Linked DNA regions of Homo sapiens: region 1 is linked to region 2. A link is a contact called in ENCODE Hi-C data. All regions are on one chromosome and are shown on one strand. Each heading gives the region's core, a stretch centred on a gene start or an enhancer-like site at or near the end of the contact. The rest is flanking DNA. Distances are from core to core; before and after follow the strand shown.

Evidence for each region. Hi-C counts contacts between places; a loop is a spot of excess contacts on that map. Pooled maps may share reads with other maps.
Region 1: a loop to region 2 is called in a map of aorta, with 7 times the contacts of the local background. The contact joins two enhancer-like sites. A Hi-C loop is called at or near these places in 1 of 168 maps with a recorded cell type or tissue (aorta) and 7 of 50 pooled maps.

What each region holds. Positions count from the first base shown.
Region 1 is chr2:1,649,267-1,654,465 of GRCh38, forward strand. It overlaps PXDN (peroxidasin), which reads right to left. Exons shown (of 23, transcript NM_012293.3): 15 at 5,134-5,199; 16 at 4,362-4,519; 17 at 1-409. Among named protein-coding and RNA genes, the nearest start is that of LALTOP, 26 kb to the left of the region's middle. Within about 2 kb of position 3,950, at least 19 of the 41 ENCODE cell types and tissues checked have a DNase peak (open chromatin) inside an H3K27ac peak, as active enhancers do.
Region 2 is chr2:693,764-698,425 of GRCh38, forward strand. LOC105373358 (a long non-coding RNA gene) reads right to left here. Exons shown (of 4, transcript XR_001739247.2): 3 at 3,663-3,828; 4 at 3,222-3,548. Among named protein-coding and RNA genes, the nearest start is that of TMEM18, 19 kb to the left of the region's middle. Within about 2 kb of position 1,493, at least 7 of the 41 ENCODE cell types and tissues checked have a DNase peak (open chromatin) inside an H3K27ac peak, as active enhancers do.

The DNA of each region.
Region 1 (5,199 bases), core at 2,700-5,199, 960 kb after region 2:
TGGCTCAGGGCCACCACCGTGGAGTCGAGGTCGTGGTCCAGGAACTGGCCCCACTGCATCAGCATGTGGGTGAACTGCTCGTCGGGTGTGACGGTCTCCGTCCCGATCAGGGTGGTGGACACCAGGCGCGGCATGGGAAGGGCGTGCCCGTTGTACAGTCGGTGGGGGTTGATGCCCCGAGGGGTGTTGAAGCCATTCTCGTACACGGATTTCAGCAGGCGCTCGAAGGCGGTCAGCGAGGCGCCCCACATGGGGTGCTGCAGGTTGTTACAGGTGCCGTCGTGCGTCCGGTACTTCTGGTGGAAGCACATGTCCGAGCAGTTGTTCACGCGCCGGTGGGCGGTACAGCCCGACAGGTTTGCGATGAGGTTCAGGTACTGTGGAGACACCAGGTCGTTGTAGTGGTAACCTGGGACGTGGAGAAAAGCAAGACGCACTCAATTCCCCTGGAGGATGTGTGAGGGCCCGGTACCCCTTGGCACCTCTGCCGCTGACATGGGGCTATCTACCCCCAGCTCATGAAACCTGTTGTGCGCCATGCAACAAGCGCTTCCTGCTGGAAACCTGCTCACCTCCTGTTTGGTAAAACTGCTCCTCCCCTCCTCCAGCCCCAAACACAGGTATTCTCTCCACAGCCCCAGTTTCTGGGCCCTGTCTCCCCTCCCCACTTAGCAGTCTCATGGTTTCAACCAGCAGCTCTCCTCTGGGAGACCCCTAACCGATGGAGCCCGACCCACGTTGACCAGTCCAGGCTGACACTGTTCCAACCTCACTTTAAACGCCCCGTGTAAGAGACAGTCACCACACCTCCACACGAGTGCACACCATCGGTCTCCACAGGCTGCCGAGCAGGGCATTTCCTGACACCTGTCACTGCACATCTCGGTCCACTGAGGCTTCATGCTGTTCCCTCAACGTCCAAAAGAGTGCCACTTCCTTTCACGCTACCTCAAAATGTTCCTAGCCGCCGCGCCCTCCTCTCCATTTCTCTGGCAGAATCCTGGGACTGATTTCCATGGCACTGGCCTTCAATTCCAGAAGGGCCTCCTGCCTGGTGGAGGTCATCCACACGCCCTCCCCACAGCAAGCGCACGCTCCCATGAGCCTGGCACAGGCTCCGACTAGGTCACCTTCTTGCTCAGAGACCTTCTGTCTTTGCCCACTAGCTACAGAAGAAATTCCAAACATGGTAGCCTGGGCCATCACTCCACAGATGAAAGAGATCTTCCTAAGTTCAGATCCTAGTCTTCGCCTTCAAGACACCTGCTCCAAGCAACAGCTACTCCACGTCCTGGGGTCAGACACACTCAGATCTCTGTGTTCGCCAAAGTGCTTCCTCCACATATTCATACATCCTAGGCCTTCACCTTCCTCAACACTCCTCCTTTCCAGGCACATGTCATGCCTGCCGAAAAGCTACACACACGCACACACACATGCACGCTTAAATGTTTTCCATTCACACATGCACACACTCACATGCAAACATGCTTACAGAGCCACACTCACACTTTCACGTGTGCACATACTCACAGAGTTCCAAGCCATCACTGCTTCTTTTTTCTAAAGTTTCTCCAGCCCATTTCTGCTTGTCAAGATCACAGGTATCACTATGGACACCTTTAAAGAAAACAAGAGACAGCCCCTTTTCTGTGGGGGAGCGGTGTCCATAACACCCACATAAGAATGCAAAGAATTGGAAGTGAGGCATTTTCCAGGCTGGGGAGAATAAGTCAGAAACACACACCCTGGTGTGTTGGGTGGGAAAGGTCTGTGCAGGGAACATGAACCCCGGGCTCCCCTCAGCCCCTGGTTCTGTTCTGTCTGACTTTTCCCAGAGGCTGAAACAGTGAGCTGAAACATCTGGCCCTATTTTCACAGCTACTCTTGGGAAGTCCTACAGAATTATCAATCTTGAACATCCATAGAGCCAAGAAAGCAGAGTGCCAGGAGGAAAAGCACTTCCTCCCAAATGCCTGGCTGGGCTGTGGGGCTGGTCTCCGGGCTTTCCTCCAGAATGTTCACTTTTTCCGTGGCGTTGGCCATTGGTTCAGAGGCAGACCAGACCCGCCAACCAGAGCAGGTGGCACCGACCCTGGCCCCAGTTTCCCAGGACTGGTTTGCCCACATCTGTCCTCACCCCATGCAGAGTGGTCACCCAGCCCGATGCTTGAAAATGCATCAAACCATGTTGCTTCTCTGCAGGAAACCCTAAGGTTCCCATTTCATACACAGCCAACGACATATCCTTATATTCGCTCCCAGGCCCTTTCTGGTGGAGCACAAATCTCCTTAACTTTATCAGCCCTTCCTCACCCCCTTTCCAGCCACAGTGACCACCTGCTGTTCCACTATGCTCCAACGTGCCCCACCTCCAAGACTCTGCATGTGTGGTCCCCTCAGATGCTCCAGGGAGGCCCCCTCGCCCTTGTGGGGTCCCTGCTCACGTGTCACCTTCGCCCATGGGGAACAGCACCCCATCCCAGCCAGGGCACCACCCACCTCCCGCCTGCTGTTTCTCTCTGGGTCACTCGCTGGGGCTTCTTATGTGCAGGGGCCTCTCTCTGGTTTTCCATCTGCATTTCTCTGGAAGGTCTGATCTTTGAGGGCAGAGGTTTTTATTTCTTCCGTTTGTGACTGTAGGCCCTGGCCCAGGACAATGACTGGCATAGAGGGTGTGCCCTGACAGGCAGGTGGAACGAATAAGTGAAGAAATGAGTGCCTGCATGTGCACCTAACTGCTGCTTGGGTAAACAGCAAATGTATAAAATGATTTCACATTGTTGGGGTGATTTTACTCTTTCCTTTCTGTCTTTCCCTGAGTCTAAATCTTTCTATAATTGGCATGTAATGACACACAATGGACATGCAATTCCTCACAAGGAACAGCTTCCAACAGCCTGCCTTTGAGGAGACATTTCCAGATGGCTTTATTTCTGTGGTGGCGGCAGAACCCACTTGCTGGGCTGCCACAGTAATGTTTAAAGATCTGATCCTGTAACTAAATGAAGAAAGGTAGGGAGTAGCAAGAAATTACACTTAGTAACTCCCTCTTCATTCTCTGGAGAAGAGAACATGGCCTTTCTACCAGGAGACTGGCACCAGGGACTTGGGAAGGGGCTGGGACCCATGCCTGGTACCTCTCATCCTAGTCTCCCCCTGCACCTGACAAGCAGAAAGTGCCCAATAAATACTTGTTGAAATAACAAAATGGGCTCTGATGCTTCTCCCCAAGAATGTGCCTGGGAGGTGAGGCTGGAGTTTCACCCATCGAGAAAAGCAGAAACATCCAGAGGTCTCCAACTCCAACATTTCCTGCCCTGCCCCCACCCCCGCCCCCAGCCACGAGAGGCCAGGAGAGGATCAGGAAGCAGGAGCTGCGGAACATACAGCTTCACATTGGCTGGTGCCCAGGCTTCAGCACCAACAGGGCTCCAAAACCTAACAGGACGGGGCTGGCTCAGAGCAACACTCTACTCCGAAGACGGGCATATATCACCCTACAGGTCTCAATTCCACGTCTCTTTCATTTAACCATTGAAGAACATTTTTTGCTCTAATCGTAAAAGTTATGCTCAATGAAAACAATTTGGAAAACTGAAAAATTATAAAGCAGTTCTTTCATCCCACAGGGACAGCTACTGTTACATTCTCCTCCGTGCTCTGTGTGTGTGTGTGTGTGTGTGTGTGTGTGTGTGTGTACAGAACCATGAGTAACCAGCTGCTGCTGAAAATGATGTTTTTACATGAGAAAGTCAGGGTCTTCTATGGGTTCATCAATAGTACTACTACCAGCAAGGACAATCGTGACATGTAAAGGCATCTGTTATTTACTGGGCAACGGCAAAGTGCCAGAGCAGAGTGAGTGGGGGACATACCTCCCCCAACAGCATCTCCACACCAGCCCGAGGTGATCTCATCAGCTGGTTTCACAGACCCGGGACTCTTCCAAAACAACCCTCCTAATACGCGTGGCACCGCATTCCCAGGACACAACGTCACTCAGGGAGCAAGCACGCTGCCAAGTCCTCCCTTATGGCTCATTTGTTGCAGAGGGACTGGGCTTGCATAACCCACCCTGGCCAGGATGGCATAACCCACTCAGGGCAGGTGGACCTGCTGTAGCCTGATCAGCACTCCAAGGGACTTCACGTCCCCCAGAGATTCCTATTAAACCAAAGTGAGAGCGACAGGGCTGTAGGGCTCAAGAGGAATCACAGTTTAAGGAAATAATTTCACAGTTCATAAGCACAGTGGGAAAGAAAATGCTGGAACTCTTCCCTAGGAATGTGACTTAACTGAGGCGTGTTCAACCCCGTTACTCAGGCCATGGAGGAGGAAGAAAAGGCTTTGGCACTGACTTGTTCCGTTGAGGTCGACCATCAAGCCATGCTGTACATGCTCCTGAATGAGCTGCAATGTCCGTTCAAAGATTTCTCCCGCCCGTGCCTGTTCAACTGTGTAAGGATCCCTCGGATACCGGAACAAGGCCAGCAAATCATTTGGAGAACGAGGACGGCTAACCAGAGTTTAGGGGGAAGAAAGGAAGAATGAAACAAATTACTGAAGATAAAATTCATAGTACCCCAAAATATAATCATTGCTATTAATATTTCTACGGCTACTTTCTACAACATAATGTACTATACCTTCCTCATCCGAAGTGGGAGGCAACAAAACAAAAACAAAACAAACAGACAAAAACCGGAAGACACTAAAAACAAATAATTAATTAAGTCAATAGAGAAAATCACAGATATTGCATTTCACATAAGATGCAGAAAAACTGCTTTGGAATCAGCAACGTGAACAAATACACTAATGACTTTTAAACTATTTGTTTTTGCCAAATCATTTAGTCATAAGCCAAAGGAATGAGTTGAAATTTTCAAAGAATGTTTTGGTTGTGGATCATAGCCAAATTCTATTTGAAAAGCACACATCCTTCTGTTATTTCAACCCCCAGAAAACTCAGATGCCCATGTTGTTCATGATTTTTAAATTAAACATTTTGATCATCAGATAATCAAATCAAAATTCATATATTAGAACTGCATGCATTCTTTAATCACTCCCACCTTCACCCTAAAGCTCAGTGATTTGAGGGTCAGCGTGTTTACAGCCCCACGATACCTGTCAAACAAATGTGTTCGGGTTGAGTTTATAGCTCTGTCAACAGTCGCAATCGCTTCCACGATG
Region 2 (4,662 bases), core at 243-2,742:
TCATTATGAGAAAAATCATAGTTACAGAGTCACATATTTTTAACCACATCAGGAGATGACCTCATCAGTAAATAGAAAGGGGTTATACGTAAGAAATGGGAATTTGTATGTGAGATTGGGTGCATGAAGATCACTGACTTTATGACAAAGGAAAGTCTGGAATTAGGTATTTACAGGGTTCTTTCTTTTATTATGAAATTACACTTCTTTGTCGAAGTTTGCTTTCAAGGGCTTGGTCCTGGCTGTAGAAAACACATTAAAAAGACACAAAACTTGCTCCCTTTATTTTCCGTCCAAATGCCTTCTTGGTCTTTGAATTAGACCTAACAAAATTGTAATGATTTCATTAATGAAAGGATAGAAATAAACCAGAAAGCCTGGGTTTATTTCTATCCTGCTCCTAGAGAAGATGATTATTCCATGTGTGTTTTGTTCTGGGCTTTTAAATGTACCATCTTATCAGGAGATTGCTAACATGACAAGTATTTTAAAAATAAACAAAACCATTTCATAAAATGTAACAGACCATAAACATACTCCACATTGTGTCTAATAGTTTGCTGTTTTAAAGCATGTGTGTTAAGGAATTACTGGTTTACTCCACTCTCTTCCATTGGCTGACAGAGAATATGCTGACTTTGTTTTTCTGTGCAAGATGTTTAACGTAGTGTGTAATAATACCGACCTCCACAAGAGAACCTAAACAAATAAACCTAAGGAAGTTAAAACTTCTCTCTCTTGATTTTGAAGTTCTCTTTCCCATATAACTTATAGAAGCATATTTTTATTTCCTTTACCTCTACAAATTTACAGTAAGCTCAATTTCATTATTTTAAGAGTTCAGGCCCTCTAATAATATCTCCTCCACACAACCACGCAGAGCATTTATTCAAAAGGCTGCATAAAGCTGTTTTGTGAAAGCTTTAGCTGACAAATATCCTGAAATCACCATCTTCCATTTCCTGCTGGAGGGCTATGCTTTTCTCCTGCAGTTCGGTGAGACATCCTTCTCTCTGCAGCCTCCTCCGTTTACTTTACAGGAGGGTCCAGGCTTCCTTTTCTTCAATAATCTATTATGCCTTACTTCATAGTGGTATTCAAATTGTTCATTCAATAGTAGTATTTTAAATTTTATTTTGCTTGTATATTTGCCTTTCACTAAAGAATATAAATGAAACAGACTTTTATATATCTATTTTAAATTTACTCTGGCATAGAAAAGAAAGTTAATTTAGAATTTCGGCAGGTCCTTAATGCCAGCTTTTCCCTCTTGCCAGGCTCACATTTCTAACGTAGTTCCCTTTTTTACCCGTTGGAAATCTATCACAAAAACACCCATGCTGTTTTTATAAAGACTTATTTTTCCTGGCTTTATTTCCTACCACAATCAGAAGAAACACGGAGACTCTAGCTGTCTAAAAACCTGGGTCCTCGTTAGAACTTTCTGTTGCCAAGGGCAGGCTTCTCTTAGTTGCTTGCTGAGCAGAAATGCCACCTTCCCACTGGGCTCCATGCCAGCTCTGGTGGCCTAGGAAGAAGGGGAGAGAAAGCTGCCAGGAACAGGCTACAAGATTCCTCCAAAGACCTTGATGTCCAGGTTAGGAAACCATGTGTTCCTATGACTTCCCATATAAACAGGATAAATGTTTGTTATCCATGTGGCTGGGGCTTGTGTTCCAGGAGTGAGATTCAAGTTGCTTAGCGCTTCCTAGAAAAGTGTTGGTCTGTTAGAAACAGGCATGAGAAGCCTGGTAATTACCAGCACTGCTGATCACACTGGAGGAAAGAAAAAACTATCTTCATCTTAAGTGGGATTTCCAAAGCAAGCATGAGGAGTTCCTTATTAGAGCCATAATAGCTTCAGAGATGATACATTTATTCCCAGGAAATGTATCAGACATGCATCTTCCACCTTCTGTACATTATAAACTTTGCAGAAAATAGCTAGTTGACTCAAATTGATGAAATGATCATTTTTTAATTTATTACACTGTGACAGCTGTACATATTTCTCATTTGCTTAAAGTTAATTTGATCCAGAAATTATTGATCAACATAAAGCTTATTTAGAAGATAATTTTATATGTTGATATTCCTTAATAAATATTTTCAAAACTCAACAAAGGTATTGGCACCTTACATTCTGCATACAAAATTACAGTATGCTTTACAAGTGAAAATAAAAATAGAATATTATGCCAGAAATAAAAAGACTTTTAAATTATTAATTTAACTATTGATACACCCCTACAAACTGAACTTTTAAACTTTAATGTACTGTCTAGATTTAAGTTGGTATCGTCTTACATGTTAAAAAATAATTGTGCTTATCAAACATTGATTATGAAACTACTTTCTCCTCAAACTTTTTTAAAATTTGGGAACATAATTTAATCTTGGTTTATCACATCCGTTGTTTCAAAAATCACATTAGTTTTAGAAAAAAGGGTACTATGAACCAGAGGGAATAAAACTGTAAAGAAAAAATTAAGAGAGAGGGTAGAGAGCCATAAACTGTTGTTCAAATCACTGGTGTGTGCCACAGAATTTACCAACTTCTCACACTGCATCCAAGGCATCGCCCCCATGACTGTCCTGCCAGCTCACAGGGAAGATCTCTCTCCTTCTCCACACAACATTTGCCATTTTTGGGAAGTCAGTGTCATCAGGAATCTAAGGCTATTTTTCTTTCTCAGAGCCTTAATATTTTCCCCAAGGCCAAAAACATTTTCTACTTTAAATGTCTTAAAATACTCTTCCTGTCTTTCCCCATAAAGACCAAATCCCTGATGGCTGGTGTGGCCAGGCATGTAGTGGAGGCTGGCCCTGGAGAGAAGAGGAACAGAAACTGATTTTAATCTCAAGGGGCTGAAGCTGGAGCTCCACATGTGACCCCCAGAAGCACGGGTTAGTGAGAAGAAGGGTGCCCTCAAAGAGAGGCTGAGACACAGCTGGGTGACCTCAGTCCCTAGGTGAGCAGGCGTCATCTGCCTCTAGCTGGGCCACCAGCCAGCGTCAAATGGCTCCGCTTTGGGGAAAGACTGTATCATCCGGAGCCCCCCATTATCTCTGCTATCATTTACACAATCATGTGACATTCACTCAGATGTCACCAAGCACACACAGAGACTTCACTGACTCCCCACAATCAGGACATTTAATCTCAATCAAAATCAAACATCAGGAGATCAGAAATCAAACAAGGCTATCAGACAGACTTAACAATTGATAAATATGCTCAATAAATTATTTGACAAGATGGGAAATTTGTTCCCTATCTTGACATAATGATCATATGTTTGCGTAATAGTAATCATTGACTAATGTCCATAGCCTATTTGGGATTCCTTAGTTGCTAACCTGATGTTATCTTTCTGTTCCAGGACCCCATCCGGGACGCCGCTGTGCATGCAGCTGTCACATCTCCCTGGACCCCCCTCTGCTGGCAGTTTCTCAGATTTTCCTTGTTTTCGATGACTGGGATAGTTTTGAAGAGTAATGGTCAGGCATGCTGTAGAATTTCTCTCAGTTGGGGTTTTTCTGATGATCTGATTGGGATTATGGAATTTGGGGAAGAAGACCATAGAAGTAAAGTGCTATTTTTATTACACCCTGCCAAGGAGCCTTCTGTCAATGACTCATCACTAAATCACCCGCCTCACCTGGCGGTCGTGGCCTCTGCCAGGTTTCTCCACAGGAAAGTTACTCCCTTGTCCCGCTTTCCAGACTCACTGGAGCAAAGTCACTATGCATGGGCTTCACTTAAGCAGCGGGAGTTACGCTCTCTTCCCCTAAGAACATGGAGTCTGCAACTTTATTTGGAATCCTCTGCAAGAGAGATATGTCTGTTAAATATTTACCCATTAGTTCATATCACGATAAACTCATAGGTATTTATTTTATAATTGGATTATGAGCCAATGCTGCTTTTTGTTATCATTATTGTTTAATCTTTCCAGTTTCAGTTGCAGGCCAGATCTTTCCATTGGCTCCTGTGGCCCTGACGTGCCCTGGCAATGTGGCTGTTCATTTTTATTTTTTCAGCAGTTATTAATTTCCTAGCACTACAAGGTGCCCCCAGCTTACCTTGTCTATTTCCTGTTCTACTCCTAGAATCCACAGTTTCTCTGGGGAGCCCTGGTTCCTTTTACTGGAGATTAGCAATTGAAGCAAAGATCTGGGTATTTCATGTTATCTTTGATATTGGGTTGTCATTGCTTTTAGCCCTAGTGAGTGACAGAGCAGGAATCTACACATGTACATACATATTTCTATAAATATTTCTTTATGGAACTTATGTTGAGGACCACATGAATGCACACTGGTTTCTCCACTCCTAATCCATGTCCAGATGATCATTCTGGCCTTAAATTGCTCTTCTTTTCTTCTTCCTAAGGCGGAAGCTTAGATTATTAATTTTATATCTTTACTTTTTTATGATGTGCATTTAATGCCATAAATTTCCATTAAGTACTGCTTTCACTACATCCCTCAAATTTTGATAAGTTGTATTTTCATTTTTATCTAGCTCAAAATATTTTAAAATTTCTCTTGAAAGTTCTTTGACTCGTGTATTTAAGTGTGTACTGTTTAACCTTTAAATATTCGGGTTTTTTCTTTCCATCTATTGTTCTGCTATTGATTTGCAGTCAATTACAGTGT